2 separate regions of the Homo sapiens genome follow, and region 1 is linked to region 2. A link is a loop called in an ENCODE intact Hi-C map of the cell type or tissue named here. Cell type or tissue: endothelial cell of umbilical vein. All regions are shown on one strand.

Region 1 (5,000 bases), 93 kb before region 2:
TATTTTTTACTTCTTGTATTAATAAATTAATAAATTACTTCACCCCAGACATTGTCTTTGAATAGAAGGGACATTTCTTTCAGGGAAGGGTCAGCTGCCAGGGCATGCATGCCTGAGGGTAACATTTAGACTACTGGTGGTCTTGCCTTCCTTGGTGCCAGCCATCATGTTGCTTTATATATTCAAAAGCAAAGTTCTGAACATTTAAATTTAATTTGGTCAGATATCAGGAGTTGGGATATTCTGATCCTATCAAACATCTTCTTTTCCCTTTTTGAAAGCAAGCTTGTTGGTGTGACGGCTGTACTTGAGAAAAGTAGGCAAAAAAGTAGATTTTGGTTTCTAGTTCGAACTCAATGCATTTGTAAGTCAAAAATTCAAAACTCTTTTCTCAGTCAATTTCCTGACACATGTTCTTGGAATGTCACTGTGGACTTTGACTGGAGCAGATAGCAATTATTTTCTTTAAGTCCTGCATGGGTTAAAATTCTATTCATTCTTCATCCATCAGCAAGTTTCTTCCAATTTAAGAAATACTGTGACTTGCCTAGAGTAGGTGCCTAATAAATGTTTCTTAATTTTATTTAATCTAGGATAATATCTCTATGGACTATTTGGTAGCCAGATTCTTGAGCATTCTTGTAACGTTTGTTCATGATACCTCAATTCTCAGAGGTGAAATTGAGGTGAATGATGCTGAAGTGATTTCTGGCCCTGGGTCCCCTTCCTGTGATGTCAGAGACACAGCTTTCTGAGGTGACTTTAGGACAGAACCCTGGAGAGGTCTTCGTTCAATGAAGCCACGTTAAGAATCTGAAAGGATCTATTCAAGGGTTCCTGAATTGCTCCTCATGCCTGCAGCTGAGATTTATGCCTCTGATTTCAGCAGGACCCTGGGTGCCATTTGGTCTTTCTCATCTCCATGATGTTGAACCTGAGAAGTCACATAGCCTGGCTGGCACTTTTCCAGACCACTTCCTCTGATGAGAAAAGAAAAACAAGGCTTTGTGACACAGAAGAATGCATGCTGCCTGTCCTGGATCTGCAGCCTAGGCAAAACAGTATCCAGGTTCTGCAAAGCCCAATAGGATGATGTGGAGATAACACCGTTGCTTATAGGAATGATCGATTTAAGAGACACACGTGACTGATGCCAGCATCTTTTGTTCTTGTCTCTGGATTAGCTCTATCACAGGTCAAACAGACTTAGAATAGAATTAGTAATCAGCATCATTGCTAATCTTACTGAAAGCACTTACCATACACCCTGCACTGTTTTAAGCTCTTTACATTGATTTATTTTATCCTTACAACTCTATAAAGCAGATACTAATGTCATTTCTATTTTACTGGTGAAAAAATTGGAGCATAAAGCTTTTAAATAGATTGCTCAAGGTCACGCAGTGTGACAGTTTACAGTAGCATGCAAATTTTTTGACACTCCTCTCTTCAAAAAGTGGAGTATAATTTTCCTTCTCCCTTGATTTGAACCAGACTTAGAGACTCAATTCTAATAAAAAGCATATGGTGGAAGTGAGGGCATATGCTTCTTAGGCTAGGATGTAAGACACTACTCCTTCTACCTGGCATTCTCATGGATTTCTCACTTTCAAGGAAGCCAGGCATCATGTGGTGAAGACTCTCAGGCAGCCTGTGTGGAGGCCCACAAGGGGAGGACCAAAACCAGACCAACGTGTCAGCCATGTGGATAAGCCACCCTGGCAGTGGCTCCCCTCCTGCCCCAGTCAAGCCTTCAGATGACAACAACCATGATAGCCCCTGAGGCAAAACTGCCCAACTATGCCACTTCTGAATCTCTGACTTAGAGAAACTGTGAAATAATATTGTTTTAAATAACTAAGTTTGAATAATTTGTTCTGTTTTCACAGATAACTAATACAGCTTCTAAGTGGCAAAGTCAAGATACCAATCCAGGGGGGTCTGAAGGCAGAATCTACACGTTACTGCTATATCCTCTCCTGATACTAAGGAGATTATCAATAAGCTCACATTCTGGCAATACATGTTCAGTAAATGTTTTATCTAAGCTGCAGCAAATTCTGATGTGTTTTTAGACACTTAGAAATCAATAATGCACATGAGCTACATAGTCCCTTCTTTCATTGGTTGTTATGAATTAATGCTGGTCAAGGCCTTTTGCCCTATGCTGCCTTTTCTAGGCTCTAGGCAGACACTACCTTTCCATTACACATTACTTCAGAGAAGCCTGTTACAATTATAATTAGTCAGATTATAGCATCCTTTAGGGTCCTTCCTGTCCTGAGAATACACCATAGTCACTTTACCCAAATTGGATATGTATTAAATCTATCAACCTCAAGTATTAACTATTTTTTATAAACTATTCCTTTTAGGCTGGGAGGAAAATATAAGTAACTCATCTCTTAGACAGGATAACTTCTGCACATAGTTATTTCCTATAATGTGTTGATTAGGACTGCTTAACTCTCAGAAGATTGACTCTTTGCTGCCACCTTGCTGATACCATGAATGTTAATGCCCATGGCACTGGGCTTTGCACAGAGTGGATATTCAGTAAATGGGTAGTTCTTGTTTCTCTCCCACATATGCAGTTAGGAGCACATTAGTCTTCCCAGAAACTGTTAGACTGCTGTCAGTAAGTAACCATTATTTGACATAACCCCACTGGCCGCAGCAAACATACATTCCCTACTACCCTTTTTTCAGTATCAAGGAAATGGAAATAACTACTCAGAGAGTTAGAAGGCACATGATGAGTAATTTCCTAGTCATTTAGAGTCAGACCAGATGGCCTTAAAGATACTCCAACCAAGAAGAGCTAACCTGACTCTGCGATTGCAACACTGGTGATCCCTCACCAGGAAAGATGCCAGTCTCTCTGCTGCCCCTCCTGTGTGTTCTTCACATGGCAGCCTTATTTCTGTTCTTAAAATCCAAAGCAAAGTTCAAGTTTTCCACCAAGTAATACAAACCTGGCCGGTTTCTTCTCCTGGCCTACCTCATCTTCCAACAACTCTCACATTTTTCAACCTAATAACATTAAACTTTATGTAGTTTCCCAAGTAGCTATCCTCTCCAGCTCCACACCCCCTTCTAACCTAGTTAACTCTTATTCTTACAGGAATCAGGTTATGGGTCAACTCACCTGGGGTATCTCTCTCCCATGCCACCTGACCTCTGCCCTCGTTCCTTGCTCTTCACTGCTGGAGTGGACACCCCCCTCTGTGCTCCAGGATGACTCTGAAAATAGCCCCACACACTGAATATGCTGTGTTGACACTATCTATTTGAATGCTTATCTCCCCTACTACATTATAAGGCCCTGCCAACAGTGGCAGGGTCATATTTAACCTTGCCTTCTCAGTGTCTGGCAAAAAGAAGGTGCTTAATAAATTAGATAATGTATGCAAAGTAGTTAGCCTAACACTTGATGTAGCAAGTGTTGTTGTTAATTTGGTGATGGAACCAATTGTTACTTCTCACCTATCTACAAGCCAAAAAGCTGTTTTGGTTTCTTCCTGGTAACAACTAAAGAGAGAAAAGCTGAATGAACAAAAAAGAAAGCAATAGAAAAGACACGTAGAAATCAATTAAGAATCTAAAGACACTAAAAATAAGCAATTAAATAAACAAAATCAAATGAGACTAATGAGAAAACTAAACAAAAGCAAGGGGAATTTGACAAACTTTCCTAGCAGCTAGATAGTCCCCACTACAAAAGCAGCTTCGACAGAAGTGGTAAATTCCCTATAACCTGAGTCACTAAAGACCAGACCAGACAAACCGCTTGAAAGAATACAGCAGTAGACATCAGGGTACTGGCTGAATTAGTGGGCTTTTTTCATCTTCAATTTCTCTGATTCATTCATAAAATATTTATAACAGGGCTGCAGAACATTTGTTACATCTTTTCCCATTTGTTCTCCTTCATTTTCCAAAGGAAAAGTGTACAGTATTAATATTTACTTAGTTAACGTTACCAGGCAAGGGGACTGTGCAAGATCAGAAGGGCTAATATCTAACAATAACAATGGAGAAGACAGAGACAGCTATTTTACTGGAAACTTTTTTGACAAAACCTGATTATTCTGATTAGGTCTATATTGGAAATAAAAAACTTAGGGCAGATTGCTTCTGGGTGTTTGTTGATTTATTCTTTGGATAAAATTGGTCAGAATAAACTTCCTTAAAATAACAACCACACATAGCACACAAGTTGTATCCTCTTGCTCCCCTTCTGCCTACTCCTCCTCCCTCCTCTGCCTCTTTTTTTTCACCTCAGAGTTCCTAGAAACAAAGCCAAACACTGGAAGGAAAGTGCTGATACTACTATTCTTTTGTAGTTGTTTTCTTTATCTTTTAAAATATAGTTACGTTTTTCCAGCTTTTTGCTGATCAGAAGTTTGCCTAAAACAAAACTTTCGACCGGGTGCAGTGGCTCACAGCTGTAATCCCAGCACTTTGGGAGACCAAGGCGGGTGGATCACCTGAGGTGGGGAGTTCGAGACCAGACTGACCAACATGGAGAAACCCCATCTCTATTAAAAATATGAAATTAGCCAGGCGTGGTGGCACATGCCTGTAATCCCAGCTACTTGGGAGGCTGAGGTAGGAGAATCACTTGAACCTGGGAGGCAGAGGTCGCAGTGAGCCGAGATCGCACCATTGCACTCCAGCCTAGGCAACAAGAGCAAAACTCCGTCTCAAAAAAAAAAAAAAAATTTCAGATGTATCTCTGAAAGATTATTTTAGGATATTTCCAGCTTTTACTGTAGCTGGATTCCAGATGCTTTAATTTGTTTCGGTATTGTATTAAAATGTAAAACTACATGAAAAAGAACTACATTATTAGGGCTTTGTGAGCCACTCAAGCAAGGTCACAGGATGTGAGGGGTGAATGGGAGCAGGGAGCCTTCTGTACAACCCCCCTCAGTTTTAGTGATGAGGAAACCAAAACCCAGGATGTATAGTAAGGTCAAAGGCTAGTGAAAGTCAAA
Region 2 (5,000 bases):
AAGAAAAAAATATTTAAGAGATAACTTCAGCTCATTGAAAATTCAATCAAAAAGTAAAAACTTTTACCCCTCCTAAGAAACAATGCTGGGATTTGGGACTAAAGCAGAGGCAGCAGTAATAAGGGATAAAGCAATGGACTTAGTAAAAGTAGGAAAATCAAGCCAAGGTGGGAAGACTTAACTTTTTAGGTTTCAGTATATTCACTATACTAGGTTTCGGTATATTTCAGTATACATATTTGCAGTCTAAAACATGATGCTCTACTGTTTTACGTAAAGCCATAACAGTTCTCAAAAACTGATTATAATTAGAACTCTGCAAATCCAAGGCTGGGTGCGGTGGTTCACACCTGCAATCCTAGCACTTTAGGAGGCCGAGGAAGGTGGTCACTGGAGCCCAGGAGTTTGAGACCAGCCTGGGCAAAATAATGAAACCCTTTCTCATTATTAAAAAAAAAAAATAGCCAGGCATGGTGGTGCATGCCTATAGTCCCAGCTACTCGGAAGGCTGAGGTAGGGGGATCACTTGAGCCCGTGAGGTTCAGGCTGCAGTTAGCAGTGACTGCTCCACTATACTCCAGCCTGAGCCACAGAGCAAGACCCTGTCTCAGAAAAAATAAAAGAATTCTGCAATCCCAAAATTGACATTTTTCTCTTCTACATTAAAAAAGTCTTCTTTACACATACTATCACAATCTATCACCAAAATTTGCTCCAAAAATTGCTATCCATCTTTAAAAGCTTATTTTGACTCCAATATTAGACATAACAGATGTTCCTTAAATTTACTGACCAAACACATATACAAGCAAATACCTTTTTAAAAAACATGTATTAAGAAGTCACCTATTATAATTGAAAAGGCATGGAAAGGCTTTCTAAGGTGAAGGAACTGGTAGGGAAGGAAAGCTTTTAACTGGGGAATAGGACAATTTGGGATTCAATTTATAAAAATGGCCTGGAGCTCTCTGGAGTGCCCATTTCTTTGACTTGACTCAGCCTTGTTTTCCATTATCACCACCATTCCTGACATCCATCCCTCAATTGAAAGTTCTTTCCATTTTAAAAGTATAAAGAAAAACAAAATATATTTTAGCAGTCTTGATGTCAGCAGATTCTAGACTAACTTTTAAATCTCTAAACAGTATTCTACCATACTAAATTTTAAGAATTATGTCAATAACCTATATATAAACAAAAATTACCAAAACTTCCCAAGATACCCAAAATAATTAATATCTTAGGCTACATAGCTTTCTTTCATATGCTGTTAATTGGATGAAAAATCCACATTTTGGTAAACATGTGAAAGACGGTTTATTTCCAAATCAAAGAGAAAGTCTGTAGAACTGGCAAATAGCTATAAATATTTAGGAATATGAACCTTTTTTGAGGACTGTTTACTATTAACCAGACTATGGTTCTTTGTGGGTTTGTCTTCCATTAAAAAGAAATGGTTTTGAGATTCCCTGTGGTGACATACTACAGAAAAGGGGAAGTGCAATATCCAGCTAAGTTTTGCTAAATTGCATAATTGCCTTGCATTTACTATTTTTTAAACAAATTAGAACCAAAATGCTCATTGCTATTTTTTCCCTCATGCTCTTAAATTATTAATCCATTTAGTGTGAAGAATGCCTTCTTTTAAATGATCACCTGATTCTCTGAAATAATGAACTTATGACTGCTTATCACAGCATAAAATTCACAAACGTTTAACTTTTTAAGTATATATAGCTAATCCTCATTCCCAAGACCCTACTAACTATATTAAAAATAAACAGCATAATTTGTTTCTAGGACTGTCCACTGGGACGACAGCTGTAACAGAATCCAGTGAATCTTAAAATCCAGTGTATTTTAAATAGGGGGTAAATTACCAAGCCTGGCAAACACTGGAATTTCATCTGTTCAATACTATAAAATATCAATAAACATTAATATTAATGTCAATCCTCCTATAGAACAAATATAATTTAAAGCAAAAACAGCATAAGCCACGTGAACCTTCAATATCTTTAGACATGAAACATCCTTCCCAGAGACAGAAGAAAAAGTCTTTGACCAAAATCAGACATTCTTCCAACAATAATCAAAAATCAAAATGGAGCTTTTTCAGAGTGAATGTTCAAATTATGTAAATATTCTCAAATACCTCAAGTTAAAATTAAAAGTCTCATTTTAAAAATTGTGTTTAGCTACAGTTAAAGAAATTCTGGTCAAAAAGCAAATTAAAAGAAGAAAAATTTTTATCAAAAAGCAAATTAAAAGATAATAGTAAAGAAGTGCCTCTTTGAAACACAACAAATACATAAAGAAGGAAGAAAAATCAGCATTGTATGTATTACTACATTTTAAAATAACTTATATTCTAAAGGCTTACCAAAGAAAATAAATTATCAAATTTTTTCACTTCATTTATAATTGTACATGATTTATTATTAAAAGTCAATAATGCATTAGCATTCCAGTTATACACCACATAAGAAACACTGAGTATGGCAACTTTCCCCACGGATTTCAATAATTGACATTTTTCTTGTATATAATACTTACATTATTTGAGACACAATAATGGACAGTGAAACTTTTATACATTACTTATTAAGTTCATATAGTGCCATCTGGTGGTTAACATGATACATTATTAAGTTTTCCCTAAATGTAAGGAAACTACCACTTTGAAAATAATTACTTAATGAAAGGCCAATTTTCTCTTTTTTAGCATTCATCTTGTTCTAATCATCTGGTCTTAAAAACTTACTTTCCTACTCAACTTCTAAATGTGTCTTAAAATCTTCCAAATTGGCCAGGCGCGGTGGCTCACGCCTGTAATCCCAGCACTTTGGGAGGCCGAGGCGGGTGGATCACGAGGTCAGGAGATCGAGACCATCCTGGCTAACACGGTGAAACCCCGTCTCTACTAAAAAATACAAAAAATTAGCCGGGCGAGGTGGCGGGCGCCTGTAGTCCCAGCTACTCGGGAGGCTGAGGCAGGAGAATGGCGTGAACCCCAGGGGGCGGAGCCTGCAGTGAGCCGAGATTGCGTCACTGCACTCCAGCCTGGGCGACAGCTAGACTCCGTCTCAAAAAAAAAAAAAAAAAAAAAAAAATCTTCCAAATTGCCATTACTGCCCCCTGCTTCTTAGCATATGCCCTTCACAGATAAACCTTCTTTGCCTATTATAGTTCCATTCTTTATCTTTCAAGCTTTTTCCCAGATTGCCATGTAGCCCTCAGATACATCCCTCCTTAGTTGAAAACTTTCTAGTCATCTCCTCTCAAAATAAAAATAATATCTAAAATTTAGTGATGTACCAAGCATTACACTAAGTGCCTTAAGTGAACAATCTAACTTAATCTTCACATCAACCCTGTAAAATAGGCACTATTATTATCCTCATTTTACAGCTAAGGAAACAAGCTTATAAAGGTACACGGACTTCTCAAAGAAATTTGACTCAAGAACCCACCTTATAGCCATTTAATATTGCTCCTTTCCAAGTTTTGATAAAGAACTATAACTCAGTGAAAATTTATTTGCATGGCAGAAGTCAGCTGTTGAAAACAAACAAAGGTGCCCAAAACACAGAAAGGCTTTTTTTTTTTAATACATAAAAGATTAACCTTGTGAATAAATATTAATCTGTAGACAATGCAACAGCTGTTAAAATCAAACGCCAAATGTTTTAAGTGCTAAAAGACTCATAATTAATGTCAATATGTTAAAGTGAAAAAGTTGGGAAAGAAATTTTAAAGCAGGAATAAACTGTTAAGCTGCTGATCAATGGTAAACATTAACTTATCTTATGTATATGCACAACATTCAGGGCTATTATGATCCAGCTGTTGCTCCTAATTCAATAGCCAGTGCAAGCTTTTACAATTAATTTCCCAAAGGTGCATTATCTCTCAATGTATATCTTTGCATTACTGTTCCCTCAACCTGCAAACTGTTCTTCCTTTACTTCTAGGAAAATGCCTATTCAGCCTTCAGAACTCACTTTATACCTAATTCCTTAGGAAACTTTCACTGATGCTCATCTCTTTCCCCTACACCAGAATACTTGAGCCACACAGCATCTGGCACATGACTTCTAGACTATCAATTAGTGTATTCAATTAAAATGCGTTTGTTTATCTCTGGTTCCATAAAATAAAGCAGTTTGAGGGCAGTGCTTTACTGACGTTGTGTTTCTAGAATTTAAAATGGTGCTTAACACATAGTACTCAGTAAGTAACACTGGGGTGTTATTATTTTACACAGCTGTTCAGCATTTGTGTTCTGTGACCTGATGATAGGATAAGTAGTGTTCCAATCAGAAAGTAATGGGGAGGTCCTCTAAAAATAGTATAAACAGATTCTGAAAGGGATGATTCAAAGCAGGATGCACTACCTTGGTAAGAGTCCCCTCGTTTCCTGTTTTCAGAATTATTAATATCATCAACCCCTACATCTACCTAAAGCTTATGCTAATACTACTCCAGGCATTAAAGAAAGTATTTACCTTTTATTTTATAAAAATTAAAAGAATAAAATTAAAATATAAAATAATAAAAAACATATCAACAAATACAAAATGCATTAAATTCTTATCCAAAACATTACCACATAGCTCTTGTTTGGCATCAATTACAGGATCAAAGACCTGGGCCCTCTCCTCCTAAATCCTATTAACAGATTACCTTGATATTAAATATTCTTTTTTCATCTCTGCATAACCATATTTCTCAGTACTGATATGACTTCAGTCTCTGTAGGGAAGTATTCATACAGGAGTTTTAGTTACTTACAATTCTAAGGGAGTTAATGAGACGACAGGGGAAAAGTCACTGAACCTCTATATAAGTAAGAGGTAGTCTAGATACAGAGACACTTTGGTTTCTCTTTCCATATTGTATTCTATAGTATGTAAAATTCAAATAAGCTGATACCCCATGAAACAAATTCAAGTTAAGGTGAACAGTATTGTTGTAAATTATTATAAATATTACTCAAA

The links. Peaks named below come from ENCODE experiments on the same cell type or tissue, not always from the same donor. Only the 100,000 strongest peaks of a DNase experiment are listed, where the experiment ranks them.
Region 1: a loop joins it to region 2, with 2.9 times the contacts of the local background. A loop is called at or near these places in 4 of 110 quality-filtered maps.

What each region holds. Positions count from the first base shown.
Region 1 is chr13:39,775,495-39,780,494 of GRCh38, reverse strand. It overlaps a transcript of COG6 not described here. Among named protein-coding and RNA genes, the nearest start is that of MIR4305, 110 kb to the right of the region's middle. In endothelial cell of umbilical vein, a CTCF peak has its summit at 2,918; DNase peaks (open chromatin) are centred at 2,664 and 3,854; H3K27ac peaks cover 3,698 bases.
Region 2 is chr13:39,682,357-39,687,356 of GRCh38, reverse strand. All of the region lies in intron 8 of COG6 (component of oligomeric golgi complex 6), which reads right to left. Among named protein-coding and RNA genes, the nearest start is that of MIR4305, 21 kb to the right of the region's middle. In endothelial cell of umbilical vein, no CTCF peak of the experiment used is centred here; a DNase peak (open chromatin) is centred at 2,576.